2 separate regions of the Homo sapiens genome follow, and region 1 is linked to region 2. Evidence: chromatin contacts called from ENCODE Hi-C or POLR2A ChIA-PET data. All regions are on one chromosome and are shown on one strand. The core of a region is the stretch at or near the end of the contact, and the rest is flanking DNA. Distances in the headings are between cores, read along the strand shown.

Evidence for each region. Hi-C counts contacts between places; a loop is a spot of excess contacts on that map. ChIA-PET counts read pairs that join two places held with the same protein, here RNA polymerase II (POLR2A). Pooled maps may share reads with other maps.
Region 1: a loop to region 2 is called in a map of naive thymus-derived CD4-positive, alpha-beta T cell, with 7 times the contacts of the local background. The contact joins the promoter of NINL here to the promoter of ENTPD6 in region 2. A Hi-C loop is called at or near these places in 1 of 168 maps with a recorded cell type or tissue (naive thymus-derived CD4-positive, alpha-beta T cell) and 5 of 50 pooled maps. POLR2A ChIA-PET finds 5 or more read pairs at or near these places in 1 of 52 experiments (HEK293).

What each region holds. Positions count from the first base shown.
Region 1 is chr20:25,584,169-25,589,970 of GRCh38, forward strand. NINL (ninein like) reads right to left here and starts at 1,363. Exons shown (of 24, transcript NM_025176.6): 1 at 1,287-1,363. RefSeq lists a silencer at 1,298-1,427.
Region 2 is chr20:25,191,370-25,196,961 of GRCh38, forward strand. ENTPD6 (ectonucleoside triphosphate diphosphohydrolase 6) reads left to right here and starts at 4,343. Exons shown (of 15, transcript NM_001247.5): 1 at 4,343-4,498. It overlaps LOC101926889 (a long non-coding RNA gene), which reads right to left and starts at 5,523. Exons shown (of 6, transcript NR_109994.1): 1 at 5,254-5,523. RefSeq lists enhancers at 3,799-4,038, 4,889-4,958, 5,339-5,488 and a silencer at 4,179-4,598.

The sequences.
Region 1 (5,802 bases), core at 113-2,612, 390 kb after region 2:
ACAAAACAAAACAAAAACTTGGCCGGGTGCAGTGGCTCACGCCTGTAATCCCAGAACTTTGGGAGGCCGAGGCAGCTGGATCACCTGAAGGTCAGAAGTTCGAGACCAGCCTGGCCAACATGGTGAAACCCCCATCTCCACTAAAAACACAAAAAATTAGCTGGGCGTGTAATCCCAGCTACTCGGGAGGCTGAGGCAGGAGAATCGCTTGAATCCGGGAGGCAGAGGTTGCAGTGAGCCGAGATGGCGCCATTGCACTCCAGCCTGGGCAACAAGAGTGAAACTTCGTTTCAAAAACAGCAACAACAACAAGAACAACAACAAGAAGAACAAAAACTCTGCTTTTAAAAGTATTTTAAGTCCAGTGTGAAAAACCTAGAAGTCACAGCAAAGGCCGCTAAGAAACTTACCATTACTCATGACCCCTCTTACTACTGACCTTGAAAATCACTTGCCCTTCTCCAAGGCCCCGCCAGCTTCATGGGTCTCTTCCTGAACCTCCTCCCTAGTTCCAGGGCTTGGCCTAAGTCTCACAGAGCAGAAAGAAACGTGGCCACCCTTCCTCACGTGAGTCCTGTGCAAACATACAGCCCCACACAGAGCTCCTAACAATGGGGCATCAGTACCCAGGCACGATCGATGATTATGAACCCAACGCGATCAGAGACTCCCACATGGTGTGTGTGACTGCGCGCACAGGCGGGAGGAAAGGGGCGAATCTGCAAAACGAGTACAACAGATAAAATTCGCAACAGACTTCTACACCCTTTCAATCAACCGTCCCAAGCGCCACGAACGCGGGTCCCGCTCCGTGGGGGGCCGCAGCCACACTGGCAGGAGGGAATCCTGGGCCTCGACCAGACGCCGGCGGCGTCAGGAGAAACGGCCCGCGCTGGGCAGGCGGCGGGCACCGCGTAGCTCATTACCACGGGGGGCCCCGGCCAAGGCCGCCCGCCTCAGGCCGAGCCTTGGGGCTGTGCTGGACCCGGGCCCTCGTTCGCACGGCGCCCGCGCCGCCGCCGTCGGGAAACCGGGTTTTCAAGCGTTCGGCCCAGCGGGCGCTGTATTTTAGGGCGTGACCCCCGCCCCGCCCTCGAGGGCGACCGGAAGAGCAGGCACCACAGCAGATGCGCCGAGTCTGCGCCCCGCACCGCGAGGAGCACCCGAGGCCGCGCTCCCGGAGCCGGGTCTGGTGACTAAGGCGCGGGTCGCGACGCAGGGGCGGCCCCGGACTCTCGACCCCACCAGCCGCCTGAATGTCCCGCCGGACGCCCGGGCCGGCTCACCTGGGAGGCGCCTCCGCCGTCCGCCCGCGCGGGGCCAGGAGCGCGGCACCACCCCCGTACCGCCGGCCGCTCTTTGTGTCTGGAGGCCGCGACGCAACACTCCTCCCGGCCTCGAGGCACCGCCCCCTCGGTGTCCCGGCGCAGTGGGCGAACAGGGGGCGGGGCGAGCGAACGGGAGAGGGGGCGGGTCGGGTCCGGGATTGCGGGGCGGGGTGGGGGCAAGGCGGCCTCCGCAAATCTCAGGGCGGCTCTGGCCAGTTTGGAGCCTGGGGTGACCCTTGGAGCTGACCTCGCTGGTCCCTGTCGGAGCCCTGCGCGCTGCGGAGCTTGGCGGTTCGCAGCTCTCGGGGTAGCATCTTCTGGAAACAAGCCCGGAGGCCGGCCAGGCAGGGGTAATACCCCAAACCCACCACTGAGGAAACCGCGACTTAAAACCTAGGTCGTCACGTTTCCACCGCATATTAAATCAATACGGGTTGAGCATCCCTAATCCAAACATCTGAAATCCGAAATGCTTCAAAATCTGAAAGTTTTTGAGCGCTGACCTGATGCTCAAAGGAAATGCACATTGGAGCACTTCTTTTTTCTTCTTTTAACTTTCTTTTCTTTTGAGAAAGGCTGTCACTTCTGCTGCCCAGCCTGGGATGCAGTGGCGCGGTCATGGCTCACTACAGCCTCGACTTTCCCGGCTATGGCGATCCTCCCGCCTCAGCGTCCCAACCCCCAGTAGCTGGGACTGCAGGCATCTGCCACCATGTCCGCTAATTTTTGTATTTTTAGCACAGAGTCTCACTGTGTTGCCCAGGCTGGTCTCGAACTCCTAGGCTCAAGGGATGGATCCACCGCCTCGGCCTCCCAAAGTGCTGGGATTACAGGCGTGAGCCACCGCGCCCGGCCTGTATTTTTTTAAGAGAGGAGGCTTCACCATGTTGCCCAGGCTGGTCTGGAATTTCTGGCCTCAAGTGATCCTCCCACCTTGGCCTCCCATAGTGCTGGGATTACTGGCATGAGCCACCGCACCTGGCCTCATTGGAGCATTTCTAATTTTGGATTTTCAGATTAGGGGTGTTCAATTGGTATAATGCAAATATTCCAAAATCTGAAATCCTAAATGCTTCTGGTGCCAAGCATCTCGGTTAAGGGATATTCAACCTGTATATATTTATCGAACACCTACTAGGGCCAGGCATTGTCCTAGGGGCTGCCAACAGCGGTGCAAAAAATCCCTGGCCCTTATAGAGTTTACACAGAAAACAATTTAAAAACGTAAATACCCGGCCGGGCATAGTGGCTCATGCCTGTCATCCCAGCACTTTGGGGGGCTGAGGCAGGCGGATCACCTGAGGTCGGGAGTTCAAGACCAGCCTGACCAACATGGAGAAACCCCGTCTCTACTAAAAATACAAAATTAGCCGGGCGTGATGGCATATGCCTGTAATCCCAGCTACTCAGGAGGCTGAGACAGGAGAATCGCTTGAATCTGGGAGGCGGAGGTTGTGGTTATCAAGCCACTGCACTCCAGCTTGGGCGACAGAGTGAGACTCCATTTCAAAAAAAGAAAAAAAAAAGTAAATACAGCCAGGCACGGTGACTCATGCCTGTAATCCCAGTAGTTTGGGAGGCCACTGTGGGCAGATTGCCTGAGGACAGGAGTTCGAGACCAGCGTGGCCAACATGGTGAAACCCAGTGTCTACTGAAACACAAAAAAATTAGCCAGTTGTGGTTAACGCGCGCCTGTAGTCCCAGCTACTCGTGAGGCTGAGGCACAAGAATTGCATGAACCCAGGAGTCGGAGGTTGCAGTGAGCTGAGATCTTGCCACTAGACTCCAGCTTGGGCGACAGAGCAAGACTCTGTCTCCAAAAAATAAAAATAAAAACATAAATATACAAAAATGTCAGAGAGTTATATCAGAATTACAAAATGAGCTACAGTACACTGTAGCATGAGAAAGGTGCATATACTTTGTAGGAACTCCACTTTAGAGGATGTGAGGATCAGAGGCAAAATGGGGTGAGAAGGAAGCAGGATGAAAGACAGGCTATGGGGGAACGGAGTTTCCAAGGGCGAGTGAAATTTCCAAGTGCCTGCAAGTGCTAAACCCCATGCAGAGCAAAAGGCAAACACAGGGAGTGGTTCAGAGACGCTCATAGTGTGTTCTAGGCTGGGAGGTTTCTCTGACCTGCTGAATGTGCCCAGATACCTTTTGCTATGCCCATGACCTGTCCCAACCAGTGTGGGGCACAATGGCAGGACACACCGTGCAAAGGTGGTCCCTGTGGGATGCGCAGCCAAGACCCCGATGACTCCAGTTTATAACCCTGGATTCCCAGGGGTGCTCAGAGCCATGGGGGCTGCCATTGTGAAGAATGTCTTCTCTTCAGTGCTCCTGATGCTCTGCACGGGCTCCCACTCACTGGCTGGAGAATGAATTTGGAGTCAGAAGATGTGAATCATGCCACTTACTAGCTGTTTGACTGTGGATCACCCAGTCATGTAACATCTGTGATCTCAGTTTCATTTGCAAAATAGAAATGTAAAAATTACCCATTGCACAGGAGTGTACTGAATTTATTTGTTATTTTATTTCTTGAGACAGGATCTCAGTCTGTTACCCAGGCTGGAGTGTGGTGGTGTGATCACAGCTCACTGCAGCCTTGATCTCCTGGGCTCAAGTGATCCTCCCACCTCAGCCTCCCAAATAGCTGCATTACAGATGCACCCCCACACCTGGCTAACTTACTAATTTTTTGTAGAGATGGGGTCTATGTTGCCCAGGCTGGTCTTGAACTCCTGGGCTAAAATGATCCTCCCACTTTGGCCCCCCAAAGTACTGAGATTGCAGGCATGAGGCACCGTGCCCAGTTGAGCATACCGAATTTAAATGAGTTAATGTAGTGGTTCTTCATCAGAGAGAAGTGGGAAGACTAGGAGTTCTCCACTTTGACTACTTAAAAATTAAAAACACCAGTGCCTGCATCCTACCTCCAGACATTCCAATTTTATTGTCGTGTAGAGAAAACTCTCCACTCTCACACCGCACAACAGTCAACACAGAAGACCTATGACTAAATGTGTGTGGGGTTTTCTCCACACACTGAGCAGCAGACACCAGCTGGGCATCCTCTAATTCAGTTCTGTCACTACCTGGAGAGAGTGTCAGATCCCACAAGTTGAGGACTCAGTCCCCAAGACTCCTCACATACATCAGTTGCAAGGCCGGGCCTCTGCAGAACTTCTGACAGATCAGCTTCAAGTTGGGGTTCCCATGACCCCCTGACCCCCTGTTTGGTTTCGATTAATTTGCTACCTGTGAGTGGCTCACAGAACTCAGAGAAACGCTTATGTTCACTGGTTTATTTTTATTTATTTATTTTTGAGACGGAGTGTTGCTCTGTCGCCCAGGCTAGAGTGCAGTGGTGCGATCCCAGCTCACTGCAACCTCCGCCTACCAGGTTCAAGTGATTGTCATGCCTCAGCCTCCCAAGAAGCTGGCACTACAGGCATGCGCCACCACACCTGGCTAGATTTTTATATTTTTAGTAGAGACAGGGTTTCGTCCTGTTGGCCAAGCTGGTCTCGAACTCCTGACCGCAGGTGATCTGCCTGCTTTGGCCTCCCAAAGTGCTGGGATTACAGGCGTGAGCCACCATGCCTGGCCCACTGGTTTATTATAATGGATATTGTAAAGGACACAGGTGAAGAGACACATAGGGCAAGGTTTGGAGGAAGGGGCAGAGCTTCCATACCTCCCTGGGCACCACCCTCCAGGAACCTCCACTGTTCACCTACCCAGAAGTTCACTGAACCCTGTCCTCTTGGGGTTTTATGAAAGCTTCATGATATCAGCATTCCTTCTCCCAGGGAATAGGGTGAGACCCTCTCATGGGAGAGTCTTAAGACCTGCAATCGACGGCAGGGCGCGGTGGCTCACTCCTGTAATCCCAGCACTTTGGGAGGCCGAGGTGGGCGGATCACAAGGTCAGGAGATCGAGACCATCCTGGCCAACATGATGAAACACCATATTTACTAAAAATACAAAAATTAGCTGGGCGTGGTGGCACACACTTATAGTCCCAGCTACTTGGGAAGCTGAGGCAGGAGAACCGCTTGAACCCGGGATGCGAAGAAGTTACAGTGAGCCAAGGTCGCACCACTGCACTCCAGCCTGGGCAACAGAATGAGACTCCATCTAAAAATAAAATAAAAAAAAAAAAGACCCACAATCAGAAAGCCAGGAGGAGGTCAGGGGCCTGCCCATGAGGCCCAACACAACAATATAACAAAGGACTGTAGCAAGGGCTATGGGAGTCATGTGCCAGTAACTGTGGATGAAAACCAATGGATATCCTGACACCACAATTGTTCAGGAAAGAACCTTTGAGTCAATCTTGACTCTCTCTCTCATACCTTACAGCGACGTCATCACATCCTGATCGCTCTTCTTTTTAAAAACATTTTCTTGGCCAGGCGCAGGAGAGGCCGAGGTGGGTGGGTCACCTGAGGTCAGGAGTT
Region 2 (5,592 bases), core at 3,093-5,592:
GACTTCATTTGAGTTTACCCAAAGGCAGTTTGAGTCAAGAGCTTAGATGCAGGTAGTTGACCTGGGAGGTGATTCCCAGAAGCAGGAGAGAGAGAGAGAGAGAGAACCGAGAAAGATCGGAGGACCAACCCAAGGGGGCATTACTGAGCTGATCACCACTAAGGGTCACTGAGGCTCACTTCTACTGAGGACTCAGAATTGGTCCTCTGGGGACAGAAGGCTGAGGTATATATCCCCAGTTAATTAAGGGTTGCTGTGAAGGAGGTTCACTGTGCATTGGTTACCAACATGTCTGTGTCCAGTGAGAGAGAACGCATTCATACTCAATAAGTTATATGAAGCAAATTTATTACTTACAGACAGGCAGCAAGGGACAAGAGGAGCATTCATTGCAAGCTGGTTGCCTGAGGCTCAGGAAATCTGCTCAGGGCAAATGGAGTCTCAACTGGGCATGCCCCACTTGCACCACAGACGAGGAATGCCAGAGAGCAGCCTGCCCTGGGTTTAACATCCCAGGGTAATGTGATTTGCTGGGCAGTGTTGAAGGACATCCTATTTTCAGCAGGAGACTGGAACTGACCTTGGGCTGTTCAGCCAGTTCTCCCTTATCTCAAGATGCTGCAATCCTAGCACATTCTGCAGTTATTCCTGAGAACTACATGGTAAAAAGGGGACTGGGTCTGTCCAAGGCCACCCAAACTGCCCTGCAGTTGCCCCGGGGATGTTAAATTTCCCTGAATTCCAGGCTGCGCCTGCTCCCAAGGCTTCCGGAGAAAGTCGTAAGATAAGCCCTAAAGAGGACAGCAACGAGATGCTTGAGGTGGCAGCATTCAGGGGAACTCTCCACAACAATCAGAGAGCTGACGGCAGAGGCAGGCAAGGGACATTAGCACCAATAATGTATGCTACAGGCACCTACCATGTTCTAGACAGAGTGCCAGACATGCAGCAGTGAGCAGGACAGACCAACTTATTTGTTCTCATGGAGCTTCATTTCAGTAGTGGAACAAAGAATTTACCAATAAACAAGTCAGCAAACAAGTAATGACGGGTGTTGTGTCTTTGCAAAAATTATGACAATAAGAAAAATATGACATAGGAAAATTACAACAGTGAAAGAAAGCTGGCCTAACCGACTCCATCTTCTAACCTCCAATCTGCCTTTGCACATTCCTGGGCATAGGCCAAACAAATCTGTGGAGAAACTTAGTTTATAATTTCACTTTAAACCAAATATAACAGCCCCCCCCTGAAACAAACCTCCTTCTTGCTTGGGGACCAGACCACCTTTGTGAAACTAACAAATTAGCCACAAGATTAAAATTTATGGGCCGGGCGCGATGGCTCACACCTGTAATCCCAGCACTTTGGGAGGCCAGGGTGGGCAGATCACCTGAGGTCAGTAGTTCAAGACCAGCCTGGCCAACATGGTGAAACCCTGTCTCTACTAAAAATATAAAAATTAGCCGGGCGTGGTGGCAGGTGCCTGTAATCCCAGCTACTCAGGAGGCTGAGGCAGGATAATTGCTTGAACCCGGGAGGCAGAGGTTGCAGCGAGCCGAGATCACACCATTGCACTCCAGCCTGGGGGACAAGAGCAAGACTTCATCTCAAAAAAAAAAAAAAAAAAAAATTATGGCTTAGGAGTCATGCAGCCCGAAGCCACAAGATTCCTAACCTCCATAATTGCTCCAATAGATAATATTACTATTATATAACATAAGATTGGTGTTCAAGGTATTTTTCAGACCCCACATTGTGATGGACTAGCCACCCAGACTGGTAAACTGGCTATCTCGTCTTGTGACCCCAACCCAGGAACTAACCCAGAGCAAGACGAAAGCTTCATCTCTTCAGGATTTCATCCCTAACCCAACCAATCAGCACTCACCATTCCCTAGCCCCCTGACTGCTAAACTATCTTTTAAAAACCCTAGCCTCCAGACTGGCACAATCCCAGCACTTTGGGAGGCCAAGGAGGGCAAATCACTTGAGAGCAGGAGTTCGAGACCAGCCTGGCCAACACGGTGAAACCCCGTCTCTACTAAAAATACAAATAATTAGCTGGGCATGGTGGTGTGCGCTTGTAATCCCAGCTACTTGTAAGGCTGAGGCATGAGAATCGCTTGAACAGGAGGTGGAGGTTGCAGTAAGCCTAGACTGCACCACTGCACTCCAGCCTGGACAACAAAGCAAGACACTGTCTCAAAAACAAACCCCCCCCAAAAAATTCCTTAGACTCCGAATTTGAGGAGAGGCTGATTTGAGGAGTAATAAGCCTCTGCTCTCCTGGTTAGCCAGCTCTATGTGTATCGAACTCTTTATTGCAATTCCCATCTTGAAAAATTGGCTCTATCTGGGCGACAGGCAAGAAGAAGCTGTTGGGTGGTTACAGTGTGATGAGTGCTATGAAGGAAATAACATAAAAGGTGACAGAGAATAACTAGAGGAGGCCATTCTAGATAAAATGGTCTGAGGAGGTGACATTTGAGCTGAGTATTAAACATTGAGAAACAATCTACGAAGGGAAGATGTGGTGCAAGACCTTTCCAAGCAGTGTATAATACACACAAAAGCCCATGCCAGCAAAAAGATTTTACTTTCACAAATTCTAGAAACTCTAAGAGTAAAAAGTGGTGAAAAGAAAGGAAGTGATAACACATGTTGCCAAGTGCAGCAGGCAGAAACAGGGCCATCACCACTTCACGACAGGATCTCAAAATACTAGGAAGTGTAAATTAAAACCATGAGATATAGTTTTGTCATTATTGGATTGGGAAAGATCCAAAAGTTTGGAAAGACCCCACTGGTGAAGATGTGTGGAAACCCACAGTCTTACACATTATTTGCCAGAGTGTAAATTAGTACAGTGTCTAAGGGGGGCAATTTAGCCACGTTTGGCTAATATATTATTTTAAAGGACATATCCCACCATAGCCAATTCCACCTCTAAGAATATTTCTGACAGATATACCCACATGCATGCACAAAGACAATCCACGGGATCCAGTCACATTATTCCTAACCCAAAGCAACTGGGAAACACTTCAAGGTCCATCAGTGAAGGCCCGCATAGGCTAACCTCTGTAATAACCAAATCTCAGTGGCAGTGTCCAACCAGGTGCTTGTGGGCGACCTTCCAACAGGCACCGCATTGCCCGGCTGCCAGGCCGGGCCTGTGTACTGTCCCCGCATCCCATACAGCTAGCACTTATTCACCCTCAAAAGCGTCCCATCCTGAAAATAAACTCTTGCCCACTTGGTGCTTCAGGAACCTGGGCTTCTTCCACTAATAGCTCTCCCAGATGCCCCAGTGCGCAGGTGGGGCCGTCCTCTAGGACCAGGCCTGGCTGGGGCGCACCCACACCTCCTTGGCCAGACGCCATGGGCCGGGAAGGGGCTCTGGCCCTTGCGGGAATGAGGGCGCCTAGCATAGGTGTGCAAGTGGGCAGCCCCCACCGTGGGGTCCTTAAGTAAGCTGGAGCCTGTGAGCCAGGACAGTCAGGAGTTGCAACCTTGGTGATTTCTAGGAAGACAGAAAATGGGGTCAAGGGCCGGGTGTGGTGGCTTATGCCTATAGACCCAGCACTTTGGGAGGCCGAGGCAGGCGGATCACCTTAGGTCAGGAGTTCGAGACCAGCCTGACCAACAGGGCGAAACCTCGTCACTACTAAAGGTACAAAAATTAGCCAGGCGTGGTGGCGCACACCTGTAATCCCAGCTACTCAGGAAGCTGAGGCAACAGAATCGCTTGAACCCGGGAGGCAGAGGTTGCAGTGAGCTGAGACCACATCACTGCACTCCAGCCTGGGTGAGAACCTGTTAAAAAAAAAAATAAGAAAATGGGGTCAAGAAACGGTGGGAGGAGGGCAGATTTCATGAACCTGCCTGCTATGATGTGGCTGCATTTCCATCATGCATTGTCCTAAAAAAAGAAAAAGAAAAAAATAAAATGTAGACGTGGAGGGATGGGGGAAATTGCACAGGCCGGTCCAGGCTGTGAGGCTGCCCCCTACCAGGGACGACGAGGGCCAGCTCCGCCGCGCCGTAAGGAAACTGGCCAAGGGAACCCCTTGAATCTGGCGAGGGCCCGCCATGAGACGCTCGGGGAACCAGACTGCCGAGCCCCCCTCTCTGGGCCGACGCCAGCCCGGCTGTGGACTGGAGAAAACCGCAAGGCCACCTGCAGAAAGAAAAGAAGGCCATCGCGCCTACGCAGCTGAGCACCCATACTCCGCCCGCGCCTGCGCAACTGGGTCCCCCGACCCCCACCTCCTCTCCCGCCTGCGCATGCGCGGCTGGGTGCGCCCCCCCGCCCAGCCTGTGACGCCACGTGCATGGGGCGGAGCCCAGGCCCTAGGGAATCGTGGGGTCGTATCCCGCGGGTGGAGGCCGGGGTGGCGCCGGCCGGGGCGGGGGAGCCCAAAAGACCGGCTGCCGCCTGCTCCCCGGAAAAGGGCACTCGTCTCCGTGGGTGTGGCGGAGCGCGCGGTGCATGGTAAGCGGCGGGCCGGGGCGCTGGCGGGGGCGGCCGGGGATCACCGACTGTAGGCGGGCCTCCCCCACGCGGGCGCGCTGCGCTCCGGAGGACGGCCTCGGGGTCACTCGCACCCCGGGTCCCACCTCCTGCTGCCTTCCTGTCCAGGCTCCATTAGGGCTCCCTGGATGTCTGGGCTCCGCTGACCGGTGGGGGGCAAGTCCAGTGTTTTGGGCCACAGGGCGGGCCAAATAGCAGGGGCCTGTAGCCCCAGGGGGCCCCAGCCCTGCTGCGTTCATTCATTCAGCCCGCTTTTGCGGACCCGCCCCCAGTCTGCGTCAGGGACAGACCCCTCCGCCCTGGATGAGCCCGGCGGGGAAGCTTCGCGTAGCAGTTTCTGGGAAACAGGTAGGATCAGGCCGCTCGGACAGGACTGAGGGTGTAAGGACGATTCACCCTGGCATTGGGGTGGTGTCCCGAGGAGCTCATAGGTGGTCAGGGCGGTTCTGCCCGAGCTGACCTGTGAGCCGCGAATGCCCTGGACCGAGGGAGGGAGAGCCCCCTAGGTGGACAGACTAGACTCCTTCAGTGGAAAACATTCAACAGCCAGGAGAGCGTGGAAGAGGAAGGAGAGATGGGAGGGCCCAGGGGAGCGTGGAAGGGAGGGTGTTTTTATTATAAGTGCACCTGTAAGTGCAAAGTGCAAAGGAAGCAGCCGCCGGGAAGTGCCTGGGCAGCTCTGGGTGTCCCTCCAGGCACCTGTATTCCAGCCTTACCTGCGCGAAGCCACACATCCCACGTCACACAGGATACGGGGAAGTCAGCCATAGCCTGCAGGCGGGGAATCTGAAACCTCGCGCAGGAGTTCCTTGGGAGAGGTGGATTACAAGGACTCTTCCTCCCACCCGCTGTGCAAGAGCCATGGGCGGCCGGTAGTCATTTTTGAAGGACCTGGCAAGCACTGTACAAATCTCAAAATTGCTTTTTGTCCCCCTCCCCTTGCCTTGGAGAGAGTGGCTGGCTAGTGTGTGTGTCGTCTGCCTCCTGAAGGTTCGGGTAAAGGACCAGGGAGGTGGGCAGCCCTTTGTGTCAGGAGATCTGGAAGCGCCTCCCCT